Regions from separate parts of the Homo sapiens genome. Here region 1 is linked to region 2. A link is a loop called in an ENCODE intact Hi-C map of the cell type or tissue named here. Cell type or tissue: Caco-2. All regions are shown on one strand. Links, peaks and the distances in the headings refer to the core of each region. The heading gives the core; the rest is flanking DNA. Region 1 holds the start of LOC105378521 (a long non-coding RNA gene). Region 2 holds the start of LOC105378519 (a long non-coding RNA gene).

What was found. A loop is a pair of places that touch in the nucleus more often than their neighbours do. Peaks named below come from ENCODE experiments on the same cell type or tissue, not always from the same donor. Only the 100,000 strongest peaks of a DNase experiment are listed, where the experiment ranks them.
Region 1: a loop joins it to region 2, with 7 times the contacts of the local background. A loop is called at or near these places in 2 of 110 quality-filtered maps.

Annotation. Positions count from the first base shown.
Region 1 is chr10:121,074,828-121,080,201 of GRCh38, forward strand. LOC105378521 (a long non-coding RNA gene) reads right to left here and starts at 2,649. Exons shown (of 4, transcript XR_001747611.2): 1 at 2,572-2,649; 2 at 1,479-1,593. In Caco-2, for the core only: no CTCF peak of the experiment used is centred there; DNase peaks (open chromatin) are centred at 2,674 and 4,114.
Region 2 is chr10:120,976,680-120,982,053 of GRCh38, forward strand. It overlaps LOC105378519 (a long non-coding RNA gene), which reads right to left and starts at 4,974. Exons shown (of 3, transcript XR_001747609.2): 1 at 4,540-4,974; 2 at 3,973-4,077. In Caco-2, for the core only: no CTCF peak of the experiment used is centred there; DNase peaks (open chromatin) are centred at 2,212, 2,882, 3,282, 5,162 and 1 weaker place; H3K4me3 peaks cover 2,485 bases.

The DNA.
Region 1 (5,374 bases), core at 111-5,110, 98 kb after region 2:
TGATTCTCCTGCCTCAGCTTCCGAAGTAGCTGGGATTACAGGCATGCGCCATGACATCTGGCTAATTTTTGTATTTTTAGTAGAGATGGGGTTTTTGCCATGTTGGCCAGGCTGGTCTCGAACTCCTGACCTCAGGTGATCCGCCCGTCTTGGCCTCCCAAAGTGCTGGAATTACAGGCATGAGCCATCACGCCCAGCCAAGAATCCTATTTGTAAATGGGAGTGAAGGAGGTGAGAGAGTGAGCCAGGCAAGGATTCGAAGAAAGAGACATCTAAGCAAGGATGCCGCGAGTGCAAAGACCCTGAGGTCAGTTGGTTTCCGGCATTCCTAAGCAATGTTTCTCAATCTTTTTCTTATTGCCCTCTTATGGAGTTCTTTTACACGTTTTTATTTTCGCTAATTGCCCCCTCATGACATTTTAAAGCCGTAGATACATCATATATCCGTTCATTTACTGTGTGTATATCTGTGCTTTATAAATGTTAAAAAGTAAGATACTTTTTGCCCTCAAGAGCCAACTTGTGTACCCTTGGGAGTGGCATGGTCTCCACTGAGAAGGCAGAACTTCTGCTCAGCAGGAGGCCAGTGAGGCTGAAGCAGGGAGGCCAGAGCTGCAGAGGAGAAACATCCCAGGGCCAGGGCCAGCCCAGCCCAGTCAGGGCCTTGTAGCTTATCACCAGGACCCTTCACTCTGAGCAACCCGGTTTGACTCGTGTTTTATTAGGATTGCTCTGGCCACTGTGGGAATATAGAAACGGATGGCAATAATCCCTGTCTTAAATAAGGTTACGGTAGAGTGAAGAGACGGCGCTCTCTTTTTCCTCTCCTTCCCGCCTCTGTTCCTCTCTCCCTTTCTCCCTTCTCTCTCCCCTTTACTCCCTCTCTTCCTCCCTTCTTCTCTCCTTCCTTCTCTCCCTTCCTTCCCTTAGTCCTTTCATAAACATTTGCAGAGTGCCAGTTCTGGGCAGGTAATCAAGGGATGTTTGAATTCACTGTGCTGAGTTGTTATAAAGTTGTGCACAGCACGTTATGGAGGCACAGACGAAGGAGCCCTGTGGGAACAGAAGAGGGGCCTGGGCAGAGACTCAGAGGGCTTCTTAGGGAAAGAGTCATTGGGAGCCAGATATGCAAGGATGAAGGCCTGGGCAGAGACTCAGAGGGCTTCTTAGGGGAAGAGTCATTGGGAGCCAGATATGCAAGGATGAAGAAGGGCTGGGCAGGAGCAGAGGTATAAGAAGCACTTCAGGTGTAGGGGAAGGCATGGGCTGAAGCCAGAGACATGGCCAGAGGGAAGAGGCAGGAAGCTCCAACATTTGGGCTAGGCTGGAGGGAGGACCAGGTGGGAGGGAGGTGACAGAGAGGCCTCAACTGTCCCCCACACTGATCACAACACCTAGCTGGGAGGAGCGCTCCGTAGATGCTGGAAGAAGGAAGCCATCACTCATGAGCTTCTTTGCTTATGTAGGATCTTACTCACCACACCTTGTCTTGGGCTCAGGGCTCTCAGCATTGAGGACCTTGGCATCAGGACACAAAGCAGGGCCTGATCTTATGGGGCCTCAGAGGCCACATTCGAGATCTCAGACTTCATCCTGTGGCATGAGGAGCACAGGATTTTGAGCCACACAGTCACGTGGGTACTTGCATTGGCTACTGCCTTCAGGTGGTGGCTTTGAGGGAGCCCAAGTGAAGGCAGCTGGGGGGCCGAGATGCAGTAAGGAGACCAGGTGAGAGATGCAAAGGGCCTGCAGTCAGAGCCCAGGTGTGCGAGCTCTAATCTTCCAGTCTTCTCTAATCACACTCATTATTTGTCTAACTCTGGCAATATGAGGAAGTCAGGATCCAGCCCAGCTTCAAGGGAAAATCCAAATCTGTTCAAAGATGGACATAACTGGAGAGGCATGATTGCCTCTCCAGCAGACACGAACATCGCTGTCTGCTGCTCCTCCCCCTTCAACCTTGGACACAGTTTCCAAAATCCTCTTCCCATTTTGAATGACCCATGATAAAGTCAGGGAGAGAGAGTTCACAGAGTTTTCCCTGAGGCCTGGGCAGGTGCAGCTTTATTTACCCGACAGGTCCTTGTGACGGGCCTTGGCACAGACATGGTATTCCCAATAAGAATGGCATGTTCTATGCAGACTGTGACCTCCAGCCCAGGCTGCCCAGGAGCTCCAGCCTGAGTGCCTCGCACTGTCAGTGTCTCAGCCCTGTGGATCCCTGCTCTCTGCTCTCCTCTTTTTCATTAACTTTAACTGCACTTGGGCAGATTTGCAGGAATAAATCAAGAACAGAACAGACAAGGATCTGCATCCAAAGCACAGACTGATGCTCCTTTTGGGGCCAGAGCCCATGAGGAAAATTGCTTCTGCTCATCATTTTTCATTTTCTAACAGCCTCATCTTCTCCAGTTTCTAAATCCCTGGAGGAGCCAGTAGCAAAAATGTTTCAATGGCCAAGTCTCGATATTGGAGGAAAGCAAGATGTGGAGGTGGACCCCTCCCCACCTCCAACTCCACCCCACCATTCACTACTTGGGTTTAAGGATGAGAAAGGAGAAAATTGCTCACCCCGCTCCAAGGAGAAGTGGAATTTAAGCGACAAGAGACCTGGACAGCTGCTTTCAGCAACGCTGATTGCATGTGAAGAAGGGGATTGCACAAGCCCAACTGCCTGGGGAGGTTTCGTAAAGTTTGGAATGTGAGGTCTGCGTAGCCAGGGCCTAGACACCCCTGCTGGGTTTTCTTACCCATGGCAGTGAAGACAGTTCATTGGAGGACGCAGCTGTAGTTTAGGATGCCAGCCCCAAACCCTGGGAAAAACGCTCAGATGTCCTGAAATCATTGCTAATGTCCCAGCACGTGCTCAACTCCTGTTGCTGTCTTTGGGACTAATGCTATACATAGAAAAGGCATGTGCTATCGTGGTGAAGGGTCAGGCTTTGAGAACAGATAAGTCCTGGCTCAAATCTTGTCTCCAACCTCCTATTATACTATAGCATACTATATGACACAACACTACACTACGCTATGCTACACTACACCACTCTCTATTGTACTATCTAATACTATCCACCACACTACACCCCTATTATACTATCTATTAGCATTCTATTCTATCCTTTGTTATACTACCCAGCACTGTGCCTGGCACTTAGTAAGTACACAGAAAAATGAGAGTTATTCCCATTATTGAATAAGTTTAGGATGCCGTCTTGGAAATCACTTGAAACGGCCAAATCTGAGGTTCTGTGTGAGGCTGGACCTGAGAGGGAGGCGAGGAGAAGGAGAGAAGCGGGTAGCATCCTTCAAAGCAGCTGAACCAGCCTGCTCCCCGGGCAGGGTGTGAGGGGCCATGCCTAGAGGGGAGGGGGTGAATCAGCTTGATGTTCCTCAGGGAAGCTTCAAAGGTCCTGGAGCAGGGCCAGAGAACGGAATGCAAATGATGTTGGTTTACTGAATAAGCCAAACTCACCTGGCAAATCTCCATCTAGCAAATCTCAATCGGGTGCTTTCCTGCACCCCCTGTGATTCTCTCTACCCTGGATTCATTCAGACGCTCATTCTCCTATACTCCCACTATATCTTATACACAACTCCACAGTAGCAAGGATAATAATGTTTTTTGATCATCTGCCAGCTCTTTGATGGTGTGGACTGAATCCTTTCACCTGTCTGTCCCCAGCACTGATCATAGCACTGAATCCTTTCACCTGTCTGTCCCCAGCACTGATCACAGCACCTAGGTGGGAGGAGCGCTCCGTAGATGCTGGAAGAAGGAAGCTGTCACTCATGAGCTTCTTTGCTTATGTAGGATCTTACGCACCACACCTTGTCTTGGGCTCAGGGCTCTCAGCATTGAGGACCTCGGCCTTTCTTTCGGGTATTTCCCAGATGTGACACATGCCCGGCATGAAGGCAGCTATGTGAGTTAACTATCTCACAGTTTACTCTTTCCAGTTTCACAGGCTGCTCCTTCTTCCTAGTAGTTTTCTGGCATTTGAGCAGGGCCATACCTGCCCCCTTCGCACATTCCTGGGCTTAGATCCACATTCCCTGGGTCTTCATCATTCCAGACGCAAAGACCTGATCTGTCTTGCCTGCCAGTGCTCACCCCACACCTTGACAACCTCTCCATCATTTTCATTCCTTTTGCTGGCCCTGCTCCAGGACCTCTGAGGCTTGAGAAGCAGCAAGCTGATTCACCCCGTCCCGTCTAGGCGTGGCCCCTCACACCCTGCCCAGGGAGCAGGCTAGTTCAGCTGCTTTGAAGGATGCTGCCTGCTTCTCTCCTCCTCACTGCCCTCTCAGGTCCAGCCTCATACAGCCTCATACAGCCTCGGAGTCAGCCGTTTCAAGTGATTTCCAAGAATCATCATTGGAAAAAAGCCTTGTAACCATCAAGTGGTGCTGATCTAATAAGAGCCAGCACAAATCCTACGTTAAACTAAGCAAATGGCGTTAATCTCATCATCATCATCAAGCCTAGGCCCACAGCCTGAGGTGACATGGGGTGACCGAGTCTCTGGATTGTGTGAAGGAAGGCTCCAGTGATCAGGTTGCTGCAAGATCAGGTTGACTTGGGGTAATAACCGCAGTTGCAATTACATGTGCTGTTTACATACTTTGCCCCTTGTACTTGATAAAGTCCAGAAAGAGCCCTGGGCGCAGCTGCTCAGCGCCTCTTGGGGGTAAGCCACATACCCTGTGGGAGCAGGAGAGCCACCTCTCCCCTGAGAGAGAAATAGGGCCCAGATAATGTCTAGTTTAGGTACCTCTTCAGACCAGATACCTTTGAAAGGATATCGCTTTCTTGTCTGTCTTTCGATATCATCATTACAAGATGGAATGCCTCCTCTGCATAAAGAAATAACAATTCTCCTAGTATCTTCAGTTTTTTAAAGAATAGAAGGATTGGTACAATCACAAGTCTTTGAAACAAATTTCCAGTAGTTTTTCCAGGTATTGCTGGAAGATTTGGAAATAAAGAAGTAGCCCTTTAACCCAGTGCAGGAAAATAGGCAAGCTTCATCATCCTATAAATGATCATGCCCTCAGAACTTGCTGCAACAGAAAAACCAGCTCTATCTATGTACAGTACTGAGAAAGTAGGGCCACTTCCTCTCACTTGGGATCTGGGATAGCTAACACATGCCTAAAAGCAATCTGTTAAGTATGACTGAAAGGGGACTGCAGATTAAAGTTGCAAGCTTCCAGCTTTGGGGTACCCAGGAGGGCATCTCCTCCTGAGGATCAACAACAGAAAGAAAAAAGCAATGAATCTGAGCACAGCACATTCAAGTTTGTAAACTCTTTTCTAACTTTCCACCTCAATGCCACAGAGCAGTGCTACTGTGAAACTGGGGACAAAGAA
Region 2 (5,374 bases), core at 194-5,193:
CTAGACTCCTCACATGTCCATGAAGCACCCACAAAGAGGTCCTCCTGCCTCTTTCCAAACAAGCCAGCACCCTCCTACTCCTAACTGTTGTTATTCATTCTTCTTTCTCTGGGTTATTCTTGCTCCTTACCTTTACATGTCAAACTCCTACTGAGCCTTTGAGAGCCATAGAAACACTACCTCTTCCCTGAAGCCTTCCCTGGTCTCCAGACTCACACATAATTTCTCCGTGCATTGCCCTTATCATTTTCTACATGGTATATTGCATGTATCTTCCTTGTCCCACTGAACTCAGTCAGGGCAGGCACACATTGCTCATCTTTGAGGGCTCCCAAAGGGCCTACCTACCACAATGCCCTGCACTGAGGTGAAGGAGGAGGTGAGTTAAAAGCCCAACAGGGCCAGGCACAGTGGCTTACGCCTGTAATCCCAGCACTTTGGGAGGCCGAGGTGGGTGGATCACGAGGTCAAGGGATTGAGACCATCCTGGCCAACATGGTGAAACCCTGTCTCTACTAAAAATACAAAAATTAGCTGGGCATGGTGGTGCACCCCTGTAGTCCCAGCTACTCGGGAGGCTGAAGCAGGAGAATTGCTTGAACCAAGGAGGCGGAGGTTGCAGTGAGCCGAGATCGTGCCACTGCACTCCAGCCTGGCAACACAGCAAGACTCCGTCTCAAAAAAAAAAAAAAAAAAAGGCCCAACAGGATTTCATTGTTTACATTGAAATATTAATGGGTTACACATGGTAGATTTGAAGCATTCTGTATGCACTGCGTACTTGTACTAAAATCCTCTGTCCACTCATCTGCTTTCTCATTGGTCTGGGAAAAAGTTAAGGTATGTCACGTTAGTCTATGTGTCCTGGGGCCTTGAGCTACACCTTGTAGATCTGTAGTAAACATTTCCTGACCCCCAACCAAGAGCGAAAATGTCAAAGTCTTTCACATTACCCTTGTTAAGACTAAATTAAGGCTCTTGCAAATATAATCACATCTTTCTCTTTCATACATTTGGTGAGGGAGCACTGGCTTTTATTCTGGGATCATTGCTCTCTGCCATCCTTCCCAATCCATTGCTCTCCATTTGTCCACCCACCGCTAAATCTTCACCTCCTAAACCAGTTCTATTTGGACTGGCCATCAGCCCAATCCATACAACCTTCCTTCCCTTCTCTCCTCTCGCACTTGGGCCTCTCACCTTGGCTTTACTTTGGAGAAAGTTTAAAAGGCCGGTCTCCTCCGTCCCCTTTAATAATATTATGTTATCTTGATCAGCATTTGTATTTCACATTGTAAGATTCTGGCCTGAATTCTGACTTCACTGGGGAAGGGGAGGGAGTTGGAAAGAGGATTGTTGATGACGGCGATATTTTATTACGTGTGATGGTCATGGGTTAGACGTTCAGCTCTTCAAGCTGGAGGCTGAGGGTGGGGAAGGGGAGAGGACACTAAGTATCATGAAGTCACAGTGCAAGATATTTTTCAAGGAGACATCAAAGCCTTTTTCCATGGTGTCTTGCCTTGACCCCATTTCACACTGGCAAAACACAAACTCAAATTAAAGTAAAAATACCAGGACAGCTCCATTTAGCCAGTTGGGCTGCTGGGCTAAGTGACTGACTTTATTAAAATCGCCAAATGCAAACATTCCAAGATTTATTTTCCTTGCTTATAATTTTGCTGCCTTTCCACTGGTGGGCTGTTTATTTCTAATAATTTGGTAGAAAAAAACATTGGCTCATACCAGTGGAGGTCTTATATGCCAAACTGCAAACCAGAGCACATTTTACTGAGGAATAAAACCCCTGGAATACAGGCTCCGGGGGGCCCGCTGACGGCAAATTTACAAGCGTAGTACAATTGACGCCATTATAATTAGTTCCCCCCAAAAGTCTTATTTTTCAGGGCAGAGATCCGACTCTTTCTCTTTACACATGAATATCTCCGGACTAGAGCAAGAACATTACAGAGGGTGAGTCATAGACCGGCTTTGGGCTTTAAAGATTAACGCAGATCCTATAAATCTAACCCACATTCTTTTACTGGGAATGACTGACTTTTATGAAAACCAAGGATTGTAAATCAGAAACCTAAATAGCTTACTTTGCAGCAGATAAACACAGATTTATGTAGTGAGGGAGCCCTAAGTTAACCCTTTCATGGGGCCACGGCGGACCTGAGGGTATGTGTGCGGTGGGGGTGGGTTCCATCAGCACTGATGTTCCTTTCTAAACACTGCACGGTGGAGAGGAGACATGCCACATGTTTATCTCCAGCAGACTGAGGTGGGAGGCAGGAGGAGTGCGTCTTCTTGAGCCAAGTGAGCTTCCTACTGATCCATCTCAGCTGGGTGCACGTTAAGCAGACAAGATTTGGCCCCTGATTATTTCAAAGGACAGTTTCCAACTTGAAGTGACACACACACCAGGGCTAACCTAGAAGGGGCTTCTGCACTCGTGCTCGTATGCGAGCCTATGGTAGCCTGGGCTTCTAATCATCAGCTGTGTAATCTCTGACAAAGCACCAAACCTCTGCGGACCTCAACCTTCTCGTCAGCAACATGCTGCACCTGTCATGTCATAAGGATTAAACAGGACAGTTTTGTAAGGTGCTTAAAACAGTGCTGGACTCACGCTAGGCACTCGATACATATTAGCCAGTATTATTCCTATTGTTACTAGAGCCACTGGTTACATAGACCGGGCTTCTCAAACTACTGCGCACACAAGTCGCCTAGGGACCGAATTAACGTGCAGCCCTGATGCAGCCGCCTGAGACCCGCCTTTGCAGCAGCCTGCCAGGAGGTGCGGATGCTGCCGGCGCCTGGACCGCGCGTTGAGCAGTGCAGGTGAACAGCTCGCCTAACGCACAAGCCACGCCCACACCCTTTCTACACGCTTTCTCGTTCACTTCTCATTGCAACTCCTTCCGCCGCGTGGACAGGTTCAGCACTCTCGGAGTCGATGTCATTATTCGCCATCGACGCGAACCTCGGCAAAGAGACGGGTCTTACCGGTCTCCGAATGTTCTCAGGCCCTAAGCGCGCAGCCCCGCACCCGGGTGCAGCCGGCGCGGTCCCACGTGTCCCTACCGCGAGCCGCTCCCCGCGTCCCTGCTGCCGCCGCGCGCTTAACTCTGCCTGCCCGCCCGCCCCGCCCCGCCCGGCCGTTCCTGCGCAGCCCTGGGTCGGCCTCGCGCTTCTGTGTTTAAACAAGCCTCGCCCTTGTGTTGCCCACTGCAACTTTAAAGGGAAACAGGGCCCGCTGATCCCGGGAGGGAGAGAAGGACATCTATCATTTTTATGTGGCATTTCAAAGGAGGAGGCCTAGGCAGTCCACAGACAAAGGCCCGCTGCGGGGTTAATGGAGAACCCCCATTTAATCATTAACGCTTAATACTAAACCCGCCCAGAGGAGGCCCGCCTGAGGGGGGTGCAGAGGGTCGCCGGGAGGCCCTGGCTCAGCCCTTGGGGGCTGAGGGGCCCTATGGGGGTCGGACGGGTTCAGGGCTGTCGTGGGTTGCTATGGAGTTGGGGCTCCGGGCCATCCTTGCAGAAGGGGGTTTCTGCTGAAGCTCAGGGTGGGAGCGTGAGAAAGGAGGGAGTGGTCACCGAGGAGGCACCAACTGGGGAACTGAGTGCTTTCCACAGGCTCCCCTTGCCCTGGGAAGGTGAAAGCATTAGTTTACTTTCTAGGCCCGACCTGAAATCCGAGTAAACCACGCAAATCCACGCGCACCTGGCCTGTGGTCCCCTGCGAATGTGGGGCCTCCGCAGTGCTTCCTCCTTCTGCCAGGGTTGTGACATGGGCATCCCCAGGCTCTTTGGAGCGCCCCTCCCCACCCCACTCAACCCCAGCACTGAGGCATCCCCAGACTCTGACATATGCTGACGCCCCCCACCCTCAGGTGCCCACCTCTCACCCCTCTGTCTGCCCCAGCTCCCCACCCTTATCACATTTTAATCACTTACCTGGAGCTGGGAATAAGCTGCCTCCTCATTGTTTTCCCAAATGCTTGAACAAAGCCTGGCATTGCACAGTGAGAAAGTCATTTCCTTTCCAATGCCCCTCCAAACCTGAGGAGGAGGAGGAGCAGAAAACGTGGCCAGCACAGGCTTTGACCCCTGCTGCGCACCTGTTCAGCCTTTTCTTAAAAGAGGAGAGCAGACCTCAGGCCCTAAACTGACCCTGGTTTCTGGCCAGAATTTAATACGCACCGTAGTGTGTTAACTCCCTTCTACTTAACTTTTAATTTTTTTTTATTTTGAAGTTTAGCACCATCCGTGATGTTAACTGGATGTAAAACGGAGTGAATCATCACAAACTGAACAACCTGTGAAACCAGCACCCAGATGGAGAAACAGAATTTGCTAATTTTGAATTCACAAAACAGAATTTTTCTGGGCTCCGGGAAGCCCCTCCCCCATCCCTTTCCACTCTCTATCCCTCCTTCCAGAAGGGCAGCCACTCTCCTAACTCCCAACAGAAGATAATTTTGCCTGCGTTTAGTTTTCCATCAGTCATTTAAATGGACTCACCTGGGCTCAGCTTCTCTCCCTCAACCTGTTGGTGATTTCCATTTGTGTTCAGTGGTATGTAGTTGTAGATTTTTCATTCCCTTTGCTGAAGAGTATTCATTGTGTTTATTTTTATGGTGACTTTCTATGTGTAATACACAGATGCCGGTTTTCTATTTACCTCCATCTCTACATGTTCAAATTACAAAACAATAAAACAAATCGAGTTCATTTAAAAAATCAAACACAGCCCTGGTGGGACACAGATACCGCAGCAGTAGTGTGGACGGTGCATGAGTCGTTAAGATGTGGCATTTCAACCTAGTAATTTAGAGAGATGGGGCTTCTGATCCTGTGCACATGCCTGGGTTGGGCCAGTTTTAAAACTTGTCAAATGGGAGCTTAATAGAGTCTCCTGGGGGCTCCCTTGCAGGCCCAGCACCACGGTGGCATCCCCCAGTTGCAGCTCCCTGGTATGTATTAAAAGGACCTATTGGGTTTACAGGTGTGGCCTCCAGTACCTCTCCCAAAGCACTCATGTGGTAGAAGTGGGTGGGCCTGCCTTAGGGCTCTCAGGACACACTGCTGACCTTTCCTGCCTCCCTGTGGGAAAATTCCCCAGGAGGAGATAAGATCAGTATAGTTAGGGCCTTGCAGGGGGCCTCCTGCCCCAGGAGCAGGATAGAAGGAAACAGTTCAGATCTGGCTTAAGCCAAGTGCCTACCCCTATCCACCAACCCCCGCCCCCAGGGCTCTGTCTCCAACTGGAGCTTCTGCAAATCCTGCTCTCCTTTCCCTGCTGAGGGAGAGACCCTCCTGGAAATAGCACCCAGCCAGGATCCCCTCAGGGCTGTAA